3 separate regions of the Homo sapiens genome follow, and regions 2 and 3 are each linked to region 1. Evidence: chromatin contacts called from ENCODE Hi-C or POLR2A ChIA-PET data. All regions are on one chromosome and are shown on one strand. Each heading gives the region's core, a stretch centred on a gene start or an enhancer-like site at or near the end of the contact. The rest is flanking DNA. Distances are from core to core; before and after follow the strand shown. Region 1 holds the start of OAS2 (2'-5'-oligoadenylate synthetase 2). Region 2 overlaps DRC10 (dynein regulatory complex subunit 10). Region 3 holds the start of DDX54 (DEAD-box helicase 54).

Region 1 (4,994 bases), core at 771-3,270:
GGTGGCTGAGGTGGGAAGATCGCTTGAGGCCAGGAGTTCGAGCCCAGCCTGGGCAACATGGTGACATCATGACCCCCATTTCTACCAAAAAATTTTAAAAATTTAGCCAGGCATGGTGGTGCATGCCTATAGTCCCAGCTACTCAGGAGGCTGAAGTAGGAAGATTGCTTGAGCTTGGGAGGGTGAGGCTACAGTGAGCTATAATCACGCCACTGCACTCCAGCCTGGGTGACAGAGTGAGACTCTGTCTCAAAAACAAAACAAAACAAAAACCTCCTAAAATGTATAAATAGCAAGAAAATGAGGGGCAAATGTGGTAAAAAATATAATGGCTAAAAAGTCTAAGGAAGTTCTTTGTGTGCATCTTGTAAATTTTCTCAGCATTTCAAATTACTTCAAAATAAAGTGTTTTTTTAAATAACAAATAAAGCACAGGCTTTGGAGTCAGGCAGTGTGTTAGTGTGAGAACCTAGCCTGACAACTTCCTAGCTGTGTGATCACGGGCAAATGTTTCCACCTTTGTGAGCCTCCATGTTCTCATCTGAAAAAGGAACCTTAGGACTACGCCTGCCCAGCCTGCCTACCTCTCGGTGTTGCAGTAAAAGTTGGATAAGGGCAGGAAAGGCCCTTAATGAGCATGTGCATTAATCGAGGTTTTTCCAGAACTAACAGGGTATTTATATTTATTTTGAGGTATTTATTTTAAGGAATTGGCTCATGTGATTGTGGAGGCTGGCAAATCCAAAATCGGCAGGGTAGACTGGCAGGTGGGAGACCCAGGAAGGAGTTGCTGCTGCAAGTGGAGGCCAAGGCACTGCAGCCGAATTCCCTCTTCCTTGGGGGAGCTCAGTCTTTAGTCTATTAAGGCCTTCAACTGATTGAATCAGGCCCACCACCTTACAGATGATAATCCACTTTACTCAAAAAAAAAGTCTACCAATGTAAATGTTAATCTTATCTTTAAAAAATACCTTCACAAAAAGATCTAGGATAATGTTTGACCAAATATCTGGGTACCTGGGCTCAGCCAACTTGACACATAAAATTAACCATCCCAGTATGGAAGGGCCCTGGTCCCCCACTACATCTTGGAGATTTTTGCCTTCTCTGTGAATTATTATTGCTGGGCCAAGGCAGCTGGCTGGGAGTCCTCTGCGAGTTTTGTTTTCAAAGCTCTGGGCACAGGAGTTGCATGTCTGTCTCCTTTCTGGCTCACACACTTGGGGTGTGTTTTCTTGCCCTTGCGAGGCTGGACAAGTGCCTCATACGGTCCCTCGGCTGTCCACAAGTGTGCTGAGAAACTGGACACACAGAGGTTCCCACCCGCTGACCACACGGGGGCCTGTGTTTACCCAGAAGCAGACCAAAACCTGAGTCCAGCTAGGTCCCTGCTTTGCTGTGTGTCCCTGAGCAAGTCAGTTCCCTCTCTGGGTCTCTTTTTCCTCTCTGCCGCTTTCCCTGAATGTGAGTTCCCTGGCCACTGAGAACAGGGGGAAAGGGACAGAGCCTCAAAAGATGACCTGTGCGCCCCTGCTTCTAAGCACTTTGCAGGTATTATTTAATCATCAAGCTAATCCTACGAGAGAGCTGCCATTTTCCCCCAGCTTACAGATGGGGGAATTGAGGCGCGAAGAGGGCAGGCGATGTGCTCAAGGACAGACATCTAGCAGGTATGAAGCCCTCACAATGGGGTTCTAGAGGCTGTTTAGTTAACCTCAAGTTTTGGGGAGCCCCTGAAGGGCTGGTCACCACGCTGCCGGGGACAGGGAAAGCCTCTGAGCTTGAGTCAGTTTTGGTTTCCCTGCTGGGGTGCAGGAGTCAGTAAACCTTGCTGCAAGGGGCGGGGAAGAGCATTTGAGCTTAAGTTAGTTTTGGTTTCCCTGCCCCGGATGCAGGAGTTGGTAAACTCACTGCAAGGGGCAGGGCAGAGCCTCTGAGCTTAAGTTAGTTTTGTTTCCCTGTCCCGGATACAAGAGTTGGTAAGCTCGCTGCAGTGGGTGGAGAGAGGCCTCTAGACTTCAGTTTCAGTTTCCTGGCTCTGGGCAGCAGCAAGAATTCCTCTGCCTCCCATCCTACCATTCACTGTCTTGCCGGCAGCCAGCTGAGAGCAATGGGAAATGGGGAGTCCCAGCTGTCCTCGGTGCCTGCTCAGAAGCTGGGTTGGTTTATCCAGGAATACCTGAAGCCCTACGAAGAATGTCAGACACTGATCGACGAGATGGTGAACACCATCTGTGACGTCCTGCAGGAACCCGAACAGTTCCCCCTGGTGCAGGGAGTGGCCATAGTGAGTCCAGGGCTGAGGTTGGGTCTCTGGGAGGCAGGAGATTCCACGGCGGCAGCAAGGCCGAGCTACTGGGTGCTGGGTGCCTATTATGTGCGAGGCCCACACTTGGGTGGGATGTGGTGTAGGAGTCTCAGGCTCTGGAGCAGGCGCTTGCTCCAGAGCTGTGTGACACTGGGCAGGCTACTTAACCTCTCTGTGCCTCAGTCTCTGACTCTGTAAAATGGGGAGAGGCATAATACCCACTTCAGAGTATCGTAAGGCTTGAGCACATCATGTTCTTAGCAAAAGACTGGCAGTGCTCAGTGAATTCACTGTGATTACTCACTGCGATTTTCTTCTATCCTCTCCACAGTACAGAGGAGTAAACTTAGGGAGGCTAGAGAACTTTGTTCAAACTACCCAGGTTGCCTTGTGGTTTCTCCGCAGCAAGAAGGAGTGGCTTTTATCAGTTAGAAATATTTGGTTTTGTGGACACAAATCTCAGGACTGAGGCTGAAAATTCTGGACCTCTGGGGAGGAAGGGGGACTGGGGAGATGCCAGGACCCTAGAATTGGGGGCGTGGGGGTCCTGATGGCCCAATACTATCCTCTTAGCCTCCTGAGCTGCTGACGTCCCTTCTCTGCTGCTGCCACACTTTTTGGTCTCTACCCCTTGCACACATCCGCTAGTGCCTCAATAAAGAAATCTAGACACGTGGTGTCCCCAGCCCTGGCCCAGGCCAGCAAGCTAAGGCAAGTTTGGTTAATAGCTATTGTCAGAACTGGGATTTTAAGCCTGGGTAATTGGCTTGAGGGCATGCATGTTTAACCACTACACTATCCTGCCTCTCAATTTTTTTTTCCTCATGGAAGTAAAACAGAAAAAGTGCCCAGATCAAAGTGTCCAGCTTGATAGGTAGCCACAAACAATGTAACTGTGTAACCCCCACCCAGATCCAGAAACAAAACATTCTCAGCCCCCCAGAGCCCTGGGCCCCCGATCCAGTCAGCACCTCCAAACCCAGGTAGGCAATCTCCTGACTTCTAACAGCATAGACACGTTTTGCCTGTTTTTAAACGTTTTACAATTATAGGGTGACCAACTATCCCAGTTCATCCAAGATTGGGGTGTTTCCTGGGATGTGGGACTCTTGGTGTGAAAGCTGGGAATGTAAACCAGGATGCATGGGTGAACCCTACATAAATGGCATCATGGGCTCTGTGTGCTTTAGTGCGTGGTTTCTCTGACCTATGATGTTTATGAAATTTATGTTGTGGGGTACAGTTGTTTATCTTTTCATTGTTGTGTCAATTCCATTATGTGAATATTCCACATTTGTCCATTCTACTGTGTTTTTTTATTTTTACATAATTGTGCATATTTATATGGGGTACATGTGATATTTGGACACATGGATACAATGTGAAATGATCAGGGTAGTTAGGATATCCATCACCTCAAACATTGATCATTTATTTGTGTTGAGAACAGTTCAGATCTTCTCTTCTAACTATTTTGAAATATATAATAAATTATTGTTAACTATAGTCACCCCATTGTGCTATCAAACACTAGAATTTATCCCTTCTATCTAACTGTATGTTTGTATCCATTAACCAACTTCTCTTCATTTCCTCCTCTACTTCCCAGCCTCTGGTAACTATGATCCTACTCTCTACCTCCATGAGATCAACTTTTTTTAACTTCCACATAAACACATGCAATATTGTCTTTCTATGCCTGACTTATTTCATTTAACATAATGACCTCTAGTTCCATGCACATTGCTGCAAATGACAGAATTCCATTCTTTTTGTGTCTGAATAGTATTCTATTGTGTATATATACTACATTGTCTTTATCCATTCAGCTGCTGATGGATACGTTGGTTGATTCCATATCTTGGCTTTTGTGAATAGTGCTGCAATAAACATGAGGGTGCAGTTATCCCTTTTTTGGATAAATACCTAGTAGTGGGATTGCTGGATTGAATGGCAGTGCCATTTTTATTTTTTTTAGAAACCTCCATACTGTTTTCCGTAATGACTGTGCTAATTTACATTCCCACCAACAGTGTGTAAGATTCCCTTTACTCCAAATCCTTGCTAGCGTTTATTTTTTGTCTTTTTGATAATAGCTATTCTAACTGGGGTGAGATGGTATCTCATTGTGGTTTTGATTTGCATTTCCCTAGTGATTAGTGATGTCAAGCATTTTTTCATATACCCATTGGCCATTTTGTATGTCTTCTTTTGAGAAATGTCTATTTAGGCCCTTTGGCTGCTTTTTAATGGGATGGGTTGTTTTCTTTGCTGTTGAGTTGTTCACGTTCCTTGTATATTCTGGATATTAAACCCTTGTTGGAAAAATAGTTTCCAAATATTTTCTCCCATTCTACAGCTTGTCTTTTCACTCTTGATTGTTCCCTTTGATGTGCAGAAGCTTTTTCATTTAATATAGTCCCAATTGTCTATTTTTTGTTTTTGTTGCCTGTGCTTTTGAAGTCTTAGCCACAAAATACTTGCATAGACCAATATCATGAAGCATTACTCTTCTGCTTTATTCTATTAATTTTATCATTTCAGGCCTTATGTTTAACTCTTTAACCCATTTTTAGTTAATTTTTTATAAGATGACAGACGGGGGCCTAGTTTCATTCTTCTACATATGGATATCCAGTTTTCCCAACACCATTTATTGAAGAGAGTATCCTTTCCCTAATGTGTG
Region 2 (4,994 bases), core at 888-3,387, 230 kb after region 1:
TGTTCCAGCCAATGGAAACTGGACACAGCAGTAGGGTGGATGCGTCAGGTTATAAATGACCCCGTCTCTTTTGTTCATGTGTGCTCTTGTGGCAAGACTGCTAGCAAGCAGCACCCTTTCTGCAGAGAGTAAACTAGCCTTGCTGAGAGATCCTTTGTCTCAGTGTTGATTTTGGCGACACCGAGCACCCATTCCCAACACAGGAGGCGGAGGTTGCAGTGAATCAAGATGTTGCCACTGCACTTTAGCCTGGGTGACACAGCAAGACTCCATCTTAAAAAAAAAAAAATCACTGGGGAGGCCGGGCATAGTGGCTCATGCCTGTAACCCCAGCACTTTGGGAGGCCAAGGCGGAAGGATCTCTTGAACCCAGAAGTTCGAGACCAACCTGGGCAACGTAGCAAGAGCCCATCTTTACAAACAATCAAAAAATTAGCCAGGCATGGTGACACACACCTGTAGTCTCAGCTACTTGGGAGGGTGAGATGGGAGGATTGCTTAAGCCTGAGAGATGGAGGCTGCAGTGTGCTGTGATCATGCCACTGCACTCTAGCCTGGGCAACAGAGTGAGACCCTGTCTCAAAAAAATCAGTCAATCAATTGGCCAGGCGCAGTGGCCAGCACTTTGGGAGGCCAAAGCAGGAGGATCACTTGAGGTCAGGAGTTCTAGACCAGCCTGGCCAACATGGCGAAAACCTGTCTCTACTAAAAATACAAAAATTAGCCGGGCGTGGTGGCATACGCCTGTAATCCCAACTACTTGGGAGGCTGTGGTGGGAGAATCGCTTGAACCTGGGAGGCAGAGGTTGCAGTGAGTCGAGATTACACCACTGCACTCTAGTCTGGACAACAGAGCGAGACTCCATCTTAAAAAAAAAATCAATCATTGAGGAAAAACCCAACCAACAAAAGATTTGTGTGGCTTCTTCAGTAATTTCAGCAATACTATGAAACAATACCTCTGCATTCCTGTTCTTCATTCTCTCCGCCAATTCCTTTTCAAGAGTATCAATGATTTGTTGGTTATTACTATTCTGTCTACTGATATCCTGTAAGAACTGGGCCTTATCCCTCGCTTCCATGGGACTAGTGAGTAGTTTTTCAAACAGGAAACCACGGAGCTCTATCAGGCTGTCAATAAAATTCTGGGCTTCTGCACTTCTACCCTGTGTCTGCATCTGCAGGAGCCTAGCAGCCTGGGGGTTGCTGAGCAAGAGTCTAAGGACGTTCTTGGTGGAGTCTTTGATCTGCTGCATAAGTGGTGAGAGGCTGGATTTCTGCAGCTCTATGGAAAGGAGGCGGTCTCTGAGCCACCCTTCCTCCTCAGCCTCTTTCTGCTCCTGCAATTGCCTTTCTTTCTCTTTCAGGCACCTGACGTTTTCAAGGAGGACCTGGCAGAGATCCTCATGCTCTCTCACTGCCCTCATGACGTCCTCCCCCAGCATCCCCTCCATATCCTCTCTGTTGGATGCCACATACGACAGCAAGGTCACCAGCTCCACCTTGTAGATCGCCTCATCCAGGATGGACATGATCCTTTTGGCCTCAATGGTGGTGAGTTTGGTCCTAGAGAGAACCAAGGGTTTTAGTGGATCAGCTGGCCTTTTAGATGGGTCTGTCTTTGGCCCTATTCTGTTGATGGCAGGGGCCTGATACAAAGGGGCCATGGCGAGAATGTCTAAAGCCATCTTGTGAGCAGCCCTCTGTGCCTCTGTAGGTCCACAGAGATGGAGACTTCGGTAGACTACTTGGGTCTCGTGCTTTTATTGTCTCTGGCCATCCTGCAAAATGAAGAAGTAGGTGTGAGTGCAGCTGTGCTGACATCTGTGTGGTTAGTGTGGCTGCAGAAACCACAACTGTTGACATCAAGAGTTCATCTTAGGTCCTCTGTCGCTTTTACACAGAACCTTTCACTGGAAGCAGTTTTCAGCTTTGTGAGGGTGTTAGGGCCACAAGGGCAGGAAGACCAAGTGTGGAGGCATCTCAGGCACATGTGTCAGGCGGGGACCAGCCAGGCATACAGACAGCATTCTAAGGATTTAAAACCAGAGACTGGTTACATCAGTGATGGGAGAGTTGAGAGGCCAACCAGGGGAAGACAAAGCCATCCCGCAATTGTCAATGGCAGGAAGCCACCACATGAAGAGATGGTGAGCCTGGGGCCCAGGGTCACCCAGGGGAAGTTTGAACCACAGCCATCAGTTCCCAGAGGAGCTAGAGACATTGCCGGAAATGCAGATTAAAGAAGGGTGGCGGTGGGGGAGGAGAAATACCCTGGTTTCTTTCTACTGCCCTTGGCCAAAACCAGCAGGAAACCAACTGACAAGCAGCCTGGGCGACGGAACCACAGGCCTCAGCCTATGTCTGAGCAGGACAGGGACAGGGCAGAATGCAGTGTAAGACTAACAGGACTAGGAATGGCACATTTTCACTGATTTTAAAGTTTTTTGGTTTGTTTGTTTATTTGTTTTGAGACAGAGTCTTGCTCTGTCGCCCAGGCTGCAGTGCAGTGCCATGATCTCGGCTCACTGCAACCTCTGCCTCCTGGGTTCAAGTGATTCTCCTGCCTCAGCCTCCTGAGCAGCTGGGACTACAGGTGCACACCACCACGCCTGGCTAATCTTTGTATTTTTAGTAGAGACAGGGTTTTGCCATGTTTGCCAGGCTGTTCTCAATCCACCTGCCTTTGCCTCCCAAAGTGCTGGGATTACAGGCCTGAGCCACCACGCCTGGCCATTTTTAAGTACTGATTTTAAAAATTGGTGGGTGAAATATAACTTTGAAATACAATTTAAAAAACTGTTTCACTAAATGTAATGTTGTATTCTGGATTGGGTTCTGGAGTGGAAAAAGGACATTAGTGGAACTGGAGAAATCCAAATCCAAATCCAAATCTAGTCTAAAGTTTAGTTAATAGCATTGTACCAACATTAATTTTGTAGGCGCTCTGTTACCCTGGCTGGAGTGCAATAGTGTGACCATGGCTCACTCCAGCCTCGACCTACTGGGCTCAAGTGATCCTCCTGTCTCAGCCTCTCAAGTAGCTAGGACTATAGGTGCTCGATGCCTAGCTAATTTTTTAACTTTTTATAGAGATGAGCTCCACTATGTTGCCCAGACTGATCTTGAACTCCTAGGCTCAAGCAATCCTCCCACCTTAGCCTCCCAGTGCTGGGAATACAGACAGGAGCCACCGTGCCGGGCCTAATTTTGTGGTTTTGACAAACACATCAAGGTTATCTAAGATGTTAACATTAGGGGGAGCAGAATGGAGGGCATACGGGAACTCTCTGTACTATCTTTGCAACTTTTCTATAAATCTACAATTATTACAAAGTAAAAAGTTTAGTTAAAAGACTATTTCAGGCCAGGCATGGTAGCTCACACCTGTAATCACAGCACTGTGGGAGGCCGAGGGAGGTGGATCATCTGAGGTCAGGAGTTCAAGACAAGCCTGGCCAACATGGCGAAACCCCGTCTCTAATAAAAATACGAGAGAATGCCAGGCATGGTGGTACGCACCTGTTACTCAGGTTAACCCCAGTTACTCAGGAGGCTGAGGCATGAGAATCTCTTGAACCTAGGAGGCGGAGGTTGCAGTAAGCCAAGTTTGCATCACTGTACTCCGGCCTGGGCAACAGAATGAGACTCTGTTTCAAAAGATAGATAGACAAATAAATAACTGTTTCAGAAAAATCTATAGGGCAATCAGAGATCAGTAATTTATATTGCTTTCATAGTACAATGGCTAAAAGTACTAGCTTTGCACAGCCCCACTTGGGTTCAAATCCTTGCTGGGGGTCTCTGGGCTGGTCATTTAATCCTCCAGAGCTTGGGCTTCCTCAGCTGTAAAACAAGAGTCCTCAGGATGAATGAGAAGCCTGCACGCTGTAAAAAATGTTCAATAAATAACTAATAGCACTAACCCAGGAAAACGAAAATCCCAAGTCCAGGACTTTAATGATTTCTGATGCAATTGCTGAACGAACACCTACTGCCTTGGCCAAGCACAGGGGCTCACGCCTGTAATCCTAGCACTTTGGGAGGTTGAAGTGGGAGGATCGCTTGAGCCCAGGAGTTCAAGACCAGCCCAGGCAACATAGCAAGTCCCCATCTCTTAAAAAAGAAAAAAAGAAAAAAAAAAAAAAAAGAACACCTACTGCCCAGGATGTCTGCTCACCCCCCAACACCATGTCTCAGATGGACACCCCCCATAACATCCCCATCCCTCACCCTGATTCTTCTTCATCTCTTCCCCCTTATCCTGTTCGTTCTCCAGGTTAAGTATCACCATCTGACATCCCTATATGCACCTGTTTATTTGTTTATTGTCTGTCTTTCCCCCTCTCCTAAGAAGTAAGCACCAATGAAAGCTGTAAGTTACTACTTACAGGTTACCTGTGCCACTTTTATTTTCATATTGTCTGTAGATGTGAGAAATGTTTTGAAGAAAGAATCATTAGGACTTGAGTGAAAGAGTTTTGAGTTTGGGTGACTGGTAGAGAAAGATGGGGCCCTTAAGAAACTATGGCAGAAATTGGGAGAGGAGAGGACATTTGGAGGGGAGGACAATGAGCTCACTTTTAAACTCATTGAGCTCTAGCTGCCATACTGCAGTGGACAATGGTGTCTTGGCCTTCCCATTATCCAGGGAGTGCAGTGGCACGATCATGGCTCACTGCAACCTCGACTTCCTGGGCTCAAACAGTCCTCCTGCCTCATGCTCCCGAGTAGCTGATACTACAGGCACGTGCCACCATTCCCAGCTAATTATTGTATTTTTATTTTTGTAGATATAGGGTCTTGCTATGTTGCCCAGGAGAAGGAAGTGACACTTGAAGCCACAAAAGATAACTTCAACTCACCAAACCAAAGAACACACCAAGAGAATGGCAGGGAATCAAAGAAACACCCAAAGTGACTAAGAACGAAAAAGAAAGGCAGGCCAGATCAGGTGCTAAGGATGTTTAGTTCCTTGGCAAGGCAGAATGTAT
Region 3 (4,994 bases), core at 1,002-3,501, 210 kb after region 1:
TTAAGCAACCTCTCCAATGTCCCACAGCCAGTGCAAGGTTGGGCCAAATTTGAACACAGGGCAGTGCCGTGAGAAGCCCTTGGTCTGAACTACACTTAGACTCCTCTTCTTTGGTAATAACCACCTCTGCCCGCCTGTGCTGTTCATTACCTTTAGTAGTTTCTCTACATTTGTTGAGCACCTACTGTGTGCCAGGTACTGGCTAGGCTGGAAGATGAGAGAGGGACAGTGGGATGAGGTCTCTTCTAGTTCCTGCCTTGGAGTGTGATCCTTTCTCTTCATATAAATGTCCACTTACTCATCTTGCCCTGAGCCTACCTGGTGCCAGGCACCCGCTGGGAACAGGACTGTGGGAAATAATGGGCGCAGCCCTTCTGCCCCATTGGTGCTCACACCCATCCCTTCATGTGCATACACATGACATTCAGTAATGGAAACGGCACAGGCCTTGGAATCAGACAGTCTCAAGTTTGAATCTCCTGGCTCTTGTACTCACAAGCTGTGAGGTCTTGGTCAAGCTGCTTTCTCTCTTTTTTTGTAAAGATGGGATCTCCCTTTTTTTTTTTTTTCTTTTTTTGGAGACAGAGTCTTGCTCTGTTGCTTATGATGGAGTGCAGTTGTGTAGCCACAGCTCACTGTACTCTCCGCCGCCCAGGTTTAAGTGATCCTCCCACATTGCCTCTCCAGGAGGTGGGACCACAGGTGGGCGCCACCAAGCCAGGCTAATTTTTATTTTTTGAGACAGAGTCTTGCTCTGTCACCCAGGCTGGAGTGCAGTGGTGCAATATCGGCTCACTGCAACCTCTGACTCCCAGTTTCAAGCGATTCTCCTGCCTCAGCCTCCCGAGTAGCTGGGATTACAGGCACATGCCACCACACCTGGCTATTTTTGTATTTTTAGTAGAGACAGGGTTTCACCATGTTGGCCAGGCTGGTCTTGAACTCCCGACCTCAGGTGATCCGCCTGCCTCAGCCTCCTAAAGTGCTGGGATTACAGGCGTGAGCCACCGCGGCCATCCTAATTTTTTAATTTTTTGTAGAGACGGGGTCTGCCTATGTTGCCCAGGCTGATCTTGAACTCCTGACCTCAAGCAATCCTCCCACCTCAGCCTCCCTAAGTGCTGGGTTTACAGGCGTGTAGCCACTACACCAGGCCTTTGACTATTTCTTAACCCTCTAGGCCTCAGTTTCCTCCTGTAGAAAAATGAAGATGACAGTTGCTGGTGGTGTTAGCACAACGTTGGTGTGAGGATTAAATAATAAGGCTCGTACAGCTCTTAGCATGGAGCCTGGCACATAGTAAACGGTCAACAAACACAAACTGGCCGGGCTCACGCCTGTTAATCCCAACACTTTGGGAAGCAGAAGTGGGAGGACTGCTTGAGGCCAGAAGTTCGAGACCATCCTGGGCAACATAGGGAGACCCCCGTCTCTACAAAAAATTTAAAAATTATCCGGGCGTGGTGGCGCATGTCTGTGGTCTCAGCTACCGGAGAGGCTGACGTGGGAGGATCGCTTGAGCCCAGGAGGCGGAGGCTGTAGCAAGGCGTGGCTACACAACTGCACTCCGGCATGAGCAACAGAGCAAGACTCTGTCTCAAAAAAAATTGTTTTAATTCGTTTCCCAGAGGTTTGGAGGCGTCACACTGTCTCAAGCCACGCAGTCTGGCCTCCCCTTAATTCAACCTCCCAAGAACGCTCCAAACTCTCAAAGTCAGATCTTCTGCACCCGCACTTTTCATTGGGCGAAAGGGAGCCAGGATCCGCCCCACGAGCAGGAGGCAGCCAATGAGAGACGCGCGACCAAAACCCGGCAGGAAGGCCCGCAGGCTCCAGCCCCGGGATCCCAAGGCTCTGGCCGCGGAACCCTGAGCCTGACAAGCCCCGAGACACGTGCTCAGGCCGGCGGTCCCAAGACCGGTCCTCGGGTCGGCAGCCTCCCTCCCCACACTCTGCGGAGCCCAATCCCCAGCTGGGGAAACTGAGGCCTCGAGGCGCTGCCCGGAGCCGGGTCTCGGGCCCGAACATGCGTCCCAGCCCCACGCGCCTACCTTCCGGGCCCGGGCGTCATCTTCCGCCTGGATCTCAAACTCGCCGTCCTCCGAGTCGCTGCCGCGGGCCTGGGAGGCCGCGCCTCGGCGCTTCCGGAGCCCTTTCTTCTTCCTCCACTGGGCCATGGCAGCTCGCGACCGAGGTCCAGCCGCCGGGCCCTTGTCGGCCGCCATTCGGGCCGCGCGCTGGGAACGCAGAAGGGGGCGTGGCCTGAGGAGCGCACCAACTGCGTGGGGGGGGGGGAGGTGCGGTGACCACGTGACCTCCGCTGAGCTTTCGCCAGTGCCTGCGGCCCTCGGCGGCCTAGTACACACGCACCTGAGTGAGTGGCACCAGAGGACCCTCTCCATGTTTAGGGACCTCCTGGGCCTCAGGAGCGTGGCGCCCGCCCCTGGGCGGACTCCCCCCATCCGCGGGCGCGAATGGTCCGGGCCGCGTCCGCAGTGCTGCTGGCTGCTCCCTGGTTGCTGGGTGCAAAGTGCTGGGTTCTGGGTTTCTGGATTCGCGGGCCGTTCACACGTAGCCTGTGCCGGCTCCTCGGGTGAGTCCGTCCGCGCGCGGTGCCCCGGGACGGCCTAGGCTGCCGGGGGTCCGGGGCCCCAGGCATTCCGGGCTGCAGATTGACGGGGATCCCGGATGCACCGCGCGCCCCCGCGCCCTCACCGACGGGTCCAGACCTGGTGGGAAGAAGGTGCGGGGACGGGTCCCTGAGGATCCCGATGCCTACGAGCCAAGATGCTCAGGTAGGAGAACAACCCAAAAATGCAGGGACCTCGGGCACTTTTTAATCGGGTCATTGATTTGGGAGTCGCAGAATGTGGGGCGGTGGGGGCGGCGGTGATCTCCCGATAGCAGTGTAGCCAAGTACACAAGCTCTGGACTCAGATTTCACTTCCACCGTTTTAGCTTTATAGGTGTGACCTACACATGTGACTTCACCTCAGTTTTGTGATCCGTAAAATGGACAAATTCGAAGCTACTTCACAGTGCTGTTGAGAGGATTAAATGAAACAATGCTTGTAAAGCTCTTTGCAGGAGGTAGGCATGGGATCCACGCTGGCTGTCATTGCCCCCACCCCCATCAGTACACATAGGAAAGTGCCTGTCTCCCCTACCACCATAGTGTGTTTTCTGGTTGGTGCCTAAATAGACACAGGTGTCATCTCTCCTTCACCGCCAGAGTCATTCTGTAAATAATTGCCAGTAGCCCCCCTTTCACCACCATTATGACAACTAAAAAAAAGCCAAAGAAATTTCCAAAATGCCCCCTGAAGTTGACAGCTCCCCTTTGAGAGACTGGTTGAGAGAGAACTAAACCCTTGGGATGAGAACTTCAGACACTACCGGTCTTCCTCCATTAGCACTTCTGTGGCTCAGGGGTGCTACTCTGACCTCCTCTCACAGGGAGCCTCGGAAGCAGGGCCTGGCCGGCAGAGCACACCTGCTGTCACCAGGGACCACAGGCAGCATGAAGACCCCCGTGGAGCTGGCCGTCAGTGGGATGCAGACCCTCGGCCTTCAGCACCGCTGCCGAGGTGGCTACCGGGTCAAGGCCAGGACGTCATATGTGGATGAGACTCTGTTTGGCAGCCCAGCAGGCACCCGGCCTACCCCACCGGACTTCGATCCGCCCTGGGTGGAGAAGGCTAACAGAACCAGAGGCGTGGGCAAGGAGGCATCGAAGGCCTTGGGGGCAAAGGGGAGCTGTGAGACCACCCCCTCAAGGGGCAGCACCCCCACCCTCACACCAAGGAAGAAGAACAAATACAGGTAATGGGGTAGGGAGATGCAAATCCTGTACTCAGTGCAGCCACCTGGATTCCAGTTACAGCTCTGGTGTTCACCTGCTCTGTGACCTTGGGCAAGCATCTTGACCTCTCTGAGCCAGTTTACTCATGTGGAAAATAGGACCAATTATTCCTACCTAGGGGGATTGTTGATGGATTAAATGAGAGAGGGGTCTGCAGTGCTTCGCACAGTAACCTAATACTTAGAAAGCTGTCAATAAATGGTAGTGTTGATGGTTGTGATGGTGAACTCCCTATCCCCAAATGTCACAAACTGGGCATCTGAGGCCCAGAGGAGTCAGCTGAGGCATAAGATCACAGAGAAATTTGCATAAGCTTATTAATATTAATGTGTTCGATCCTTGAAATGACATAGATGTGGTGTTTCTGAAGTCATTTTGAAAATGGGTTTTGGCCACATGGGGTAGCTCATGCCTGTAATCCCAGAACGTTTGGAGGTTGAGGTGGGATCACTTGAGCTCAGGAGTTTGAGACCAGCCTGGGCAGCGTGGTGAAACTGTGTCTCTATAAAAAATGCAAAAATTAGCCAAGTGTGGTGGTGTGCGCCTGTACTCCCAGCTCCCGGGAGGCTGAGGTGGGAGGATCACTTGAGCCTAGGAGGCAGAGATTGCAATGAGCTGAGATCACGCCTCTGCACTCCAGCCTGAGTGACAGAGTGAGACCCTGTCTCCAAAAAAAAAAAAAAAAAAAAATTGAAAATGGTTCTTGCTGCATTTTTATGAACAAGTTAGAAAAATAGGAACTAATGCAAATTGTTATTGTTGTTAATTAATTAGATTAGAATTAGATTATTTGGACTGTTTCAGATTAATATCAGCCTGGAGGGAGGTGTCTAGTGGTGAGCCACAGGGCTCTGTCCTGTTTATTGTTATCAGTGGTTTGGACAAAGACACAGAAGATTAGCACAGTAGTTGGCTAGGGCCACCATGACAAAATACCACAGACTGGGTGGCTTAAACAACACAATTTTTTTTTTTTTTGAGATGGAGTCTCGCTCTGTTGCCCAGGCTGGAGTGCAGTGGCACGATCTTGGCTCACCACAACCTCCACCTCCCGGGTTCAAGCGACTCTCCTGCCTCAGTCTCCTGAGTAGCTGGGACTACAGGCACATGCCACCATGCCTGACTTAATTTT

The links. Hi-C counts contacts between places; a loop is a spot of excess contacts on that map. ChIA-PET counts read pairs that join two places held with the same protein, here RNA polymerase II (POLR2A). Pooled maps may share reads with other maps.
Region 2: a pooled map shows a loop between it and region 1 (13-fold over the local background). The contact joins the enhancer-like site here to the promoter of OAS2 in region 1. A Hi-C loop is called at or near these places in 2 of 37 single-sample maps with no recorded cell type and 9 of 50 pooled maps. POLR2A ChIA-PET finds 5 or more read pairs at or near these places in 6 of 52 experiments (B cell, activated B cell, activated CD4-positive, alpha-beta memory T cell and 3 more).
Region 3: a map of CD8-positive, alpha-beta T cell shows a loop between it and region 1 (12-fold over the local background). The contact joins the promoter of DDX54 here to the promoter of OAS2 in region 1. A Hi-C loop is called at or near these places in 6 of 168 maps with a recorded cell type or tissue (B cell, CD4-positive, alpha-beta memory T cell, CD8-positive, alpha-beta T cell and 2 more), 2 of 37 single-sample maps with no recorded cell type and 12 of 50 pooled maps. POLR2A ChIA-PET finds 5 or more read pairs at or near these places in 18 of 52 experiments (CD4-positive, alpha-beta T cell, CD4-positive, alpha-beta memory T cell, CD8-positive, alpha-beta T cell and 12 more).

The regions. Positions count from the first base shown.
Region 1 is chr12:112,976,499-112,981,492 of GRCh38, forward strand. It overlaps OAS2 (2'-5'-oligoadenylate synthetase 2), which reads left to right and starts at 2,021. Exons shown (of 10, transcript NM_002535.3): 1 at 2,021-2,287. The coding sequence starts at 2,111. RefSeq lists enhancers at 1,566-2,375, 2,596-2,675, 2,846-2,925, 3,036-3,185.
Region 2 is chr12:113,206,479-113,211,472 of GRCh38, forward strand. It overlaps DRC10 (dynein regulatory complex subunit 10), which reads right to left. Exons shown (of 5, transcript NM_001330452.2): 2 at 960-1,781. The coding sequence starts at 1,688. Among named protein-coding and RNA genes, the nearest start is that of DRC10, 12 kb to the right of the region's middle. RefSeq lists enhancers at 1,571-1,700, 1,911-2,220, 2,371-2,530. Within about 2 kb of position 2,138, at least 17 of the 41 ENCODE cell types and tissues checked have a DNase peak (open chromatin) inside an H3K27ac peak, as active enhancers do; they include B cell, where a contact is called at or near this core.
Region 3 is chr12:113,183,227-113,188,220 of GRCh38, forward strand. DDX54 (DEAD-box helicase 54) reads right to left here and starts at 2,252. Exons shown (of 20, transcript NM_024072.4): 1 at 2,052-2,252. The coding sequence starts at 2,225. RITA1 (RBPJ interacting and tubulin associated 1) reads left to right here and starts at 2,495. Exons shown (of 4, transcript NM_032848.3): 1 at 2,495-2,795; 2 at 2,959-3,090; 3 at 3,457-3,822. The coding sequence starts at 3,521. RefSeq lists enhancers at 2,069-2,148, 2,186-2,835, 2,836-3,486, 3,487-4,136 and a silencer at 2,639-2,778.